2 separate regions of the Homo sapiens genome follow, and region 2 is linked to region 1. The links are chromatin contacts, found by Hi-C or POLR2A ChIA-PET in ENCODE. All regions are on one chromosome and are shown on one strand. The core of a region is the stretch at or near the end of the contact, and the rest is flanking DNA. Distances in the headings are between cores, read along the strand shown. Region 1 overlaps DIRC3-AS1 (DIRC3 antisense RNA 1). Region 2 overlaps DIRC3-AS1 (DIRC3 antisense RNA 1).

The links. A loop is a pair of places that touch in the nucleus more often than their neighbours do. ChIA-PET counts read pairs that join two places held with the same protein, here RNA polymerase II (POLR2A). Pooled maps may share reads with other maps.
Region 2: a map of PC-9 shows a loop between it and region 1 (7-fold over the local background). The contact joins two enhancer-like sites. A Hi-C loop is called at or near these places in 3 of 168 maps with a recorded cell type or tissue (Caco-2, PC-9 and cardiac septum) and 2 of 50 pooled maps. POLR2A ChIA-PET finds 5 or more read pairs at or near these places in 3 of 52 experiments (AG04450, PC-9 and RWPE1).

What each region holds. Positions count from the first base shown.
Region 1 is chr2:217,287,018-217,291,783 of GRCh38, reverse strand. The region is part of intron 1 of DIRC3-AS1 (DIRC3 antisense RNA 1); the gene reads right to left. The region is part of intron 12 of DIRC3 (disrupted in renal carcinoma 3); the gene reads left to right. Among named protein-coding and RNA genes, the nearest start is that of DIRC3-AS1, 6.7 kb to the right of the region's middle. RefSeq lists an enhancer at 1-369. Within about 2 kb of position 1,768, at least 5 of the 41 ENCODE cell types and tissues checked have a DNase peak (open chromatin) inside an H3K27ac peak, as active enhancers do; they include PC-9, where a contact is called at or near this core.
Region 2 is chr2:217,329,736-217,334,728 of GRCh38, reverse strand. The region is part of intron 4 of DIRC3-AS1 (DIRC3 antisense RNA 1); the gene reads right to left. All of the region lies in intron 8 of DIRC3 (disrupted in renal carcinoma 3), which reads left to right. Among named protein-coding and RNA genes, the nearest start is that of DIRC3-AS1, 49 kb to the right of the region's middle. RefSeq lists enhancers at 1-365, 2,749-3,043. Within about 2 kb of position 3,013, at least 8 of the 41 ENCODE cell types and tissues checked have a DNase peak (open chromatin) inside an H3K27ac peak, as active enhancers do; they include PC-9, where a contact is called at or near this core.

The DNA.
Region 1 (4,766 bases), core at 519-3,018:
GGACAGCAAAGCTGAAAGAGCTTTGTAACAGTGGGATTGCAGCACCCATCCCTAGACACTACCATGGGGCTGAAGCCCAAAGCACTCACCCCAGCCTCTGCACCTGCCTGCCTGCTCTCCCTCCCACAAGGGGTTTCAGCAGCAGGGCGACTGAACGGGTGGGCCACATCCTTGTCAAACATCTGGTGAGGGGCATCAGGGAACTTTCCCGTTTCAGTGCCACACATCTACCTGGTGTAATCAAAGCCAGAGTGGTCAACGTTGGAAAGTCTGACCTCTGCTTTTCACCTGTTGCCTTCCATCTATGTGCTGTCATTTTTTCGGACTGAGTCAGCCTTTGTGGTGGAACTCTCTGAGTTGTCAACACAGCCATCTCATGGAAGTGGCTCTCAAAGTCACCTGATGGGATTGTTAATGGAGGAAAGCCTTCTGAGGCCACCCTATAAGTGCAAAGCATGGAGCCATAAATAATCCTGGAAAACTGGTTTGGGGACATACATCAAGTGGCCAAAATTGGGATTCCTATTACTTACCCTTAGAAGTGAACCAATTGGCCCCCAGTGTGACATGTCTCCCCTGCTTTCCTACCCAGACACTTTCCTACCCAAAGCAAGCATGGGGATGGGGGCTACACGTACAATACAATAGGTTCTGGATATCTGTGGCAGATATATGGCAGGTTTAAAAAAAAATCACTCAATGTAAGTCAATGAAGTTACATTAAATTGTTTCCATAGCTCTTGTAATAAAGCCCTACTGAGAAGCAACCCCCTCCTCCCAGATTCGGTTCATATATAATAAATGAATACTGTGATACTGGGGTGCAGGAGAGAGCTGTATGGCTATTCAAATTCCTGTCCTAGAAACATTAAAAATTACCCTGTGTCTTTCAGGGTTTCTAGCAAATGGATGCAGCCAGGGATTACAGATCTATGAGTGATAAGAATGGTCTATCAAATCTCCTTATTGAAAGAAAATAAGGAGGCAGGGGGACAGTGGTGACATGACATGGGAGGGTCAGCACAAAGGGGCCCACAAAACAGATATCAATTCATTCCTCTTTCCAGTGCAATGACTGGATCCCAGAGACTATGTGGTTGGTATCAGGGGAGGTCTTGGAGCAGGGCCTCCTGGACAGGGCCAGGTAGATCATCCTCTTGCCTGTGTGAGGGCAGCTCTGAGCTCCACAAGGCAGATATTGCAATGGTGATCAAAGGGAAATGCTTTAGGTGTCTTTATGGCCAAAAATACATACTCCACAATACTTCTTTCTCTTAAGTCATTTACTATTATTGTGTGGACTCCTCACACAATGCCAATCACTTGTTAAAATTTAAACAATAATGATCATTTAGTTGTTTTGTCCACTTGAAACCCAAAGGTAAATCTGGCTAATGCTGCCTCAAAATGGGCCAGGCATTTATTCGGTCGTTGTTGTCTTTGGGATGGCTTTGTTTTCTGTTGATATTTGGTTTCCCTTAGTTTGGTTTGGTTTAGTTGGACCTGGTTTGATGCTGGTATTTGGGTTCACAAAGCCCATTGCTCTGCTGTCCACTCTTTCCACACGGAATCCTTCTGGCTGAGGCCTGTCTGAACTGCCAGTGCAGGCCCTGGAGCCCTGACTCTGTACCTCATAGAATCTGTCTTCTTTTCAGGAGAGCTAAGTGTTAACATTGTCCTGAACACATTTGCCTTTCAAGAAGATTAATGGAGTTCAGTGTGCAGCAGATAAGCTTGCCTGGGAGGAGCAGGCGAGAGCTAAGCTGTGTCAACACAGCCTAAGGGCAGGAGAGAACCAAATTGATTACTCAGATACTCTCCACCTCTCCCTCCTTCCCCCTTCCATTTTCAATTCTAATACAATTTGATGTCTGTGTATAAATGCCAAGATAGATGGGGAATAAGCTTATGAAATGGCTGCTTGAAGTGCTAATCCATAAGAAATGCTAAAATGCACCCAGAAATGCAGCAAAAAGGATAAAATTGGATTTCCCAGGAGGGCATTCCATGAAGTTGTCAAAGATTATGAGGACATGCCACACTGGGGGAAGGGCTGCAGGTGCAAACAGACAATGCGAGACCCCCAGGGGGCCTGTGAGAGGACTGATGACTGCTAAAATTCCTTTCTGAGGAGGGTGAATCTGTTGATGCTATCATTCATTTTCCAAAGAAAAAGTGCAGCAAATTATTTTGCAAGGAGGGAAGTAGAAAGCATCCAGCAAGGGTCACCGTCCTCCACCCTTTCCCCATGTAGCAGTGACTATCACCTTTCAATAAATTAGAAAATAAATATTTAAAGGAGAATACCAAAGTGCTATCCTGCTAAGGGCAGCTGTATTAAATTGCCTCCAGTGTCTTTTCAGCCTGGAGGCCTTCTTGCTTCTGTAGTGGGTGGGGACAGCTTTCAGACAGATCTGTTTTGACCTTTCCTATAACAACAGCCTCTGCAAAGTTATCATGGATTTAAAACTCCTCCTTACTTGGGATGCCTCCAGTTGGTGTCTCTCTGTTTAAATGACCTAGAGATAGCAGACTTCAGGGAGGTTTCTGGTTCTCTTGAATTTAATAAAAATAGAGATAGATAGCCACTTGCTAGCAGTGTGACCTTAAAGAAGTTACTGAACCTCCTGAGGCTCCATGTTCTCGTTCAGAAATGCATTATTATCTCAAGTTAACAAATGTAAATTATCTCAATTACCCATTTTTTCAGGATTGTCAAAGAATATTAGTAATGTCAAATTATTAAACAGATGTTAGCTACTGCGAATACTACTGCTACTACTAATGCTGATAATAATGAGAATAATAGTGGTGAATTTGCCAGCATTGTGGAACTTATCAAAATTGCACAGGACAATGAGCAATAGTCTTAGGCAGGGGTCCCCAGCCCCCAGACCACAGACTGGTAATGGTCTGTGGTGTGCTAGAAACTGGGCAGCACAGCAGGAGGTGAGCAGCAAACAAGCATCATCTGAATTTACAGCCACTCCCCATTACTTGCATTACTGCCTGAGCTCTGGCTCCTGTCAGATCAGTGATGGCATTAGATTTTCAAAGGAGCACAAACCCTATTGTGAACAGTGCATGTGAGGGATCCAGGTCACGTGATCCTTATGAGAATCTAATGCCTGATGATCTGTCATTGTCTCCCATGACCCCCAGATAAGACTACCTAGTTGCAGGAAAACACACTCAGGGCTCCTGCTGATTCTACATGATGATGAATTGTATCGTTATTTCATTATATATTACAATGTAATACTAGAAACAAAGTGCACAACAAATGCAATGTGCTCCAATCATCCTGAAACCATCCCCCACCCCACTGTGTGTGGAAAAAATTGTCTTCCGTGAAACTAGTCCCTGGTGCCAAAAAGGTTGGGGACCACTGGTCTAAGGTATACATTTCCATCAGAAAATGGTTTCAACCCATTCAGATTATAGTGTTTGGGGAAGAAAAAGACAAACAGATGAGAGACCTTGATGACATCGTAGAAGAGAAACTTTGTACAAGACGAATCTGCAGCTGAATAAAGTGTCTATCCCCTACATAGCCCCAGTGCATGAATGGTTGCTATGGACTGAATGTTCATGTCCCTCTCCAAATTCATGGAATTGGATTCCATGAATCCAATTATGTTGAAACTCTAATCCCCAATGTGATGACGGTATTTGTAGATGGGACCTTTAAGTGGTAACTCAGTCATGAAGATAGAGCCCTCATGATGGGATTCATGCCCTATTAAAAGAGACATGAGAGACCTTGCTTCCTCCCTCTGTTCTCTGCCATGTGAAGATACAAGAAGAAGATGGACATCTACAAAGCAGGAAGTGGGCCCTCAACAGACATTGGATTTACCAACACCTTGATCTTGGCCTTTTAGTCTCCAGAACTGTGAAATAAGCTACCCAGTCTATGGTAATTTGTTATAGTCACCTAGACTGACTAAGACAATGATTATGTGCTATAAAATGCCATGCAGTAAAATATTTTGGCTGGTCGTAGGGCCTGCAGCCCAGTTACCATGGCAGAGTCCCTCTCCTCAACTCTTCCTTTCCCACCCTCTGTGATAGATGAGTTTTCCTCTGGGGTTCAAGTGCTTCTGGCCGGTAAACATGGGTGACCCGCCTTCCCTTTTTATCCATGCAGCCATAGGTACAGGAAGAGATGGGCAGTATGAGTATTGCACACCCAGTGTCTAATAAACTAGGATGTTCCCAACTGATGATAAGCCATAGGACAGCAGAACAAGACTCCTGAGAAGGAACTCACTCCAAGGAAAGGGAAAGTCTGGATTTACAAACTAGACTGTACATCACCATGAGAAAGAAGTAATGAAAACAGTGTGCTGCCTGAGCTAAAACTTGCCTGGATCCAAATGGGCATGTATGTCCTGTGAGCAAAGCGTTATCATTATTTCAAAATAAATGCCATGACCCTTCAACATTCAAGTGACACACAGAGGAGCTTCTCACTACACATAGGTCATGAGAGGGGCCTCTGGCTTTGCCAAATCAGGTTCGTCATTTGAAATAGCAGATCCATTAGGAAACCCTGGCAGATCATGTGGTGACAACCAGACTTCTCTTTCTGGGTCTCATCTTGAGGGGAGCATCTGGGCTCCTTTCTTGCTTATAGAAGATTGGCCAAGATTTATTCACAGCCACAGAATATTCTCTGCAATAGCAGGTCAAAGGAACCACAGAAAGGGCCTGGAATTCCAACTATTAAAGATGTGGTTTCAGAGCATTTTAGTTTGGGGCGT
Region 2 (4,993 bases), core at 1,764-4,263, 42 kb before region 1:
AGCCATTTGGTGTAAAAAGGCAGAATCCTTCCAGATCTTTTGTTCCCTCCACATGGTTCCAAGCCCATGCTTAAATGCAGGGTGGAGTAATGATACCAGACACTGCAACCCAGAGCCCCAGCAAGGGATCACTATGTTGTAGTATTTGGAAATCACTGGTGATATACACTCATCCCAAACCTGACCCCAACCTCCTCCTTCTAACCAGGTAGGTAGTCCAATTTAATCTCTCATAACATTCATGATCAAAATGAAAATGTATATACTTTTGTCCCTAAGCTAAAGAGCTCACTTAAGAGATTCATAATACAGGCCGGGTGTGGTGGCTCACGCCTGTAATCCCAGCAATTTGGGATGCCGAGGCAGGCAGATCACCTGAGGTCAGGAGTTTGAGAACAGCCTGGCCAACATGGTGAAACCTCGTCTCTACTAAACATACAAAAATTAGCTGGGCATGGTGGTGGCGCATGCCTGTAATCCCAGCTACTTGGGAGGCTGAGATAGGAGAATCGCTTGAACCTGGGAGGCAGAATTTGCAGGGAGCTGAGGTAGCACCACTGCACTCTAGCCTGGGCAACATAGCAAGATTCTGTCTCAAAAAAAAAAAAAAAAAAAAAAAAAAAAGAGAGAGAGAGATTCATGATATATAGTCCTAGAATTTGGAATTAATCTGATTGAACAGTTTCCAAATACTGATCCACATGCTGCAAGTGCAATTTCTTCTTTCTTTTGCATTCTTCCTTGCTTCCTCCCTCTGTTCTCCAGTAACTATTCACCTCTTCCCTTTCTTGCCTTGCTTCTTCTCTTCATTCCTGTCATTCATATTATGGAATATAGTTTTCTGGGCCACAGCATGATTTGAAACATGGGAGGGTGATCCACTTGCCCACCTAGCACAGTGTCTCTTTCACAGGATTCTTTTTACAAACAATTATTTGGCCTTTGTTTGAAGAGTCCAGTGCTCCTAGGTTTTTAAAGGAGCCCATTCTACTTGATATTTTTAGTAGTTACATAGTTTTCCAGTTTTTAATATTAACAAATTGGCAAAAGCAAGCAGGCTATTCTGTGTGAGACTCATCTGCCAAGTAACCTCAGTATGTCACTTTCCAGGAGCAAATAGTTCATGCATCTCCCACTCCCAAGTAATGATTCTCTGATTTTAAAAACCACAAGGGCTCAATGTCTGAGACTACTGCTAAGGGTTTTAGTATGCATTTTGCATTTCAATAAACTAATAGGAAGTAGGCTCCAAATTGGATGTGGTATGCAAGAGAGGGCAAGTTTTGAAGTTCTAAGAGCAAGACAGTTGGCAGCTGTTCTCTGAAGTTCTCTGCTTCATCTCAGAAAGGGCTTTTGGATGGCCTGTGACCATACAATTCCACCAGATGATCTGCTCACTGGCCTGCAAACAACCTGGCCTCTCCATCCTCAATATTTAGCTCCTGCTATTCCCTGTGCCTACAACTTTCCAGAACTTTTCCTGTATTATTCATCTGGGCTTCCGCCTTATATTAGAATTGTCAGGCCTCTGAGCCCAAGCCTGCACGTATGCATCCAAATGGCCTGAGGCAATCGAAAACAACAAAAGAAGTGAAACAGCCAGCTCCTGTCTTAACTGATTGACCAACCTTAAGACATTCCATTATGACTTGTTCCTGCCCTGCCCCAACTGATCAATCGATCGACCTCATGACATTCTTCTTCTGGACAATGAGTCTTTTATGATCTCCGCACCATGTGCCTTGTGACCCCCCTCCTCCGCCAGCAATAGATAACCACCTTTTACTGTAATTTTCCATTACCCACCCAACTCCTATAAAGCAATCCCTTCCCCACTCCTTCACGGACTCTCTTTTCGGACTCAGCCCACTTGCACCCGAGTGAAATAAACAGCCTTGTTGCTCACACAAAGCCTGTTGGTGGTCTCTTCACATGGATGTGCTTGACAAGAATATCAATATTTTTGCCTTCACTTCCTGCTCAACTTCATAGCAATACTAAATTGTTATCAATATGAAAGCAAGAACTACATGTGACTTATTTTTTAAAAATCTTCATCCAATTTCCAACACAGTGCCTTGGGTTCAAAATGGGCTTTCAGGGCGGGGCACGGTGTCTCATGTCTGTAATCCTGGCACTTTGGGAGGCTGAGGTGAGAAGATCTCTTGAGGCCAGGAGTTTGAGACCCACCTGGGCAACATAGCAAGACCCTGTCTCTACAAATAATTTTTTAAAAAAATACCCACACACCTGTAGTTTTATATACTTGGGAGCCTGAGAAAGGAGGATTGATTGAGCCCAGGAGTTGGAGGCTGCAGTGAGCTATGATCACATCACTGAATTCCAGCCTGGGTAACAGAGCAAGTCCCTGTCTCTTAAAATAAAAATAAATGGGCTTGCAGTACCAGAAAAAAAAGGGCCATTACAGTTTGTGACCTAATTCATTCAAAGGGGAGGTCACTCACAATAGGAATTTCACACAAAAGAAGGAAGCACCCCATCACACATTGTAATTGAAAACTGTGGCTCAAGAATCAGCTGGACAGTTTGCCCTTCTAAAGCAGAAATGTTTAGGCAAAGAGGACAAGCTGATTAAAGAGGCAAAGAGGACAAGCTGACTGAAGAGGCAAAGAGGACAAGCTGATTGAAGAGGCAAAGAGGACTGCTGAGGAGTGATGGAGGAGGAAGATATGTAGGAACTTCCCTGAAGCCCTTATGTCACTGACTTGCCAATAAATTGGTTTAAACAACAATAACAACAACAACAAAAGCAACATGTCCAGGCCTAAATCTGATCCTTCCCTCAGACAGACAGTCACAGCAGCATGTAGGCTGGGAGGCCCATTCTGTGCCCTCTGGTATGACCTTAGAGGGCAGGATCAGCAATGAAATCCTGGCTAGAGGAAACAAAGACCATGTGTAAACAGTTCACCTCCACTCCTGAACTACAACACTGTTTGACATAGTTTAAGAGTGACGTTGACCTTCTTCTGCTGGCTCTGGAGCTAGCCAGGAAAAACAGCAAGAAAGGAATGAGAGGAATGAGAGTTAGCAGGTTACTGGTCTGCAAGATGTCCTCAGGGGGGTTTGGGGTTGGTGCAATGGTGAGGGCAGCCAGGGAAGTTCCTAGGCCTATTGTCTTCTGCCAGTGCCCCTGCTAATCGCTGAGAAAACTCCCCTGAGCCACATGCAACGATGAAGTAGGTAACAAATCATCCACATCTCTGCATAAGGCAGTTTTGCCACTGAAGGTGTTATTTTTTTACAGTTGTCTAGTTTAATATCTCTTTGGTAATGACGGATGTGCAAGGAGTGGCAGGAAACTTTACCTAATGGTGGCAGGACAGGGTGAGTGTGTGTGTGTGTGTGTGTGTGTGTGTGTGTACATATCCACCACCCCCAACACATGGGCCCCTCGAGAGCTTCCTCACCTCTCATTCTCCTTTTCAGAAAGTTCTAGACCTGTGAATAGCACATTATGCTATGTTGCTTTATTGTATCACTGTCTATAATGACATAATTCACATACTAGCTAAATCTTTTAGTAATTCAGGATAAGCCTTTTTCTCCCTAAATAGTTGTTAACATCTGGAAGGCTTTACAGCCTTTTCCAGATCTTTTGTGCCCTTTCATGCATGGCATAGTTCTGGGCATATGGGGACTACTCAGCGGATATTTGTGAATAGGCTCATTAAGCAACTTTATTACCTGATATTGATAGAATTCTATAATTTTCACTACACTATGACGTTGAAATGAATCCTAAGGGCTTATAGCCAAATCGGGAGAGACTGTGCACAGCAGTCCACTTCTTATGGCATTCTGTGTGTGCGTATAAGTGGACACACCAGGCCGCGCTGTTGAGTAGATGCGCAGGGGTGGCTGGATGGACTGCCTGGTGACTTTTTCCTTAAGCACTCAACCGAATTGTCTAACTCCTAAGTGGGTGATGAGGCAGGAGAACAGTGTCTGGAGGCAGGGAACCTAAGGCTGTTTCACGCTGACTTCCTAGAACTAACTTGAAAACCCTAACTTTCCACGCCTAAGTAACAAAAGGACCAGAGGCTACTCCCTTTGACCTTTTCTGCCGGGCAGATGAGAAATTGGCTGTCCACCACAAATCAGACTGATTGCAGGTCTAGTCTTTTTTCGCATAGAAATATAACTTTGTAACTTCACCTTAGCCTCTGATTGGTTGTTTTTTGCAACCAATCGGATGTTTGCACAGGAGTGTGACCTTTGTAACTTCATTTCAGTCTCTGGTTGGCTGCTTTCTGCAGCCAATCAGAGTGATTGCCGGCTACCGCTTCATTTACTTCAGGTGAGCATGAAGTGGCCAATGGGAAACTTCTAGGGGGTATTTGGACCCAAGAAGATTTCTGTGTCTGGGCCCTTGAGCCACTGCATGGGTCCGCTTCCACACTGTGGAGTGTACTTTCGTTTTCGATAAATCCCTGCTTTCGTTCTTTTGTTGCTTCATTCTTTCTTTGCTTTGCTGGGCATTTTGTCCAGTTCTTTGTTTAAAATGCCAAGAACCTGGACAAGTTGAAGTCACAACCCTCTACCGGTGACAGTGGCATATGTTTAATGTAAACACAATGTTAATAAGAACTAACATTTATTGAGCACTTATTATGTGCCAGACACATCCCAGGCTCTTTCCATTAATTAAATCCTTGCCACAAACCCTGTTGTTATCCCTGTGTTAGAGAGAAGAAAGGCTGCCCAGCCCCTGACTTCTTGTGAGGTGCATGCCTGTCTTTGAACCCAGGGAGCCTGGATACCGAGCCCCAGCTTTTAATCCCTGAGCTGTTGAAGAAAAATACATTTGTTCATGTTCGTATGTTATCTCTTGATCTGTCTCGAATAGATATGAAAAAAAATTTTTTTTATTTTGTTGTGCTCTCTGACCATAGTGTCAAGCAAGTATAGGGCCAATGTTGGGCACCGGCTTGGGATGTAGAGCTGTTGTTCAGCAGCTTGAATCTATGCA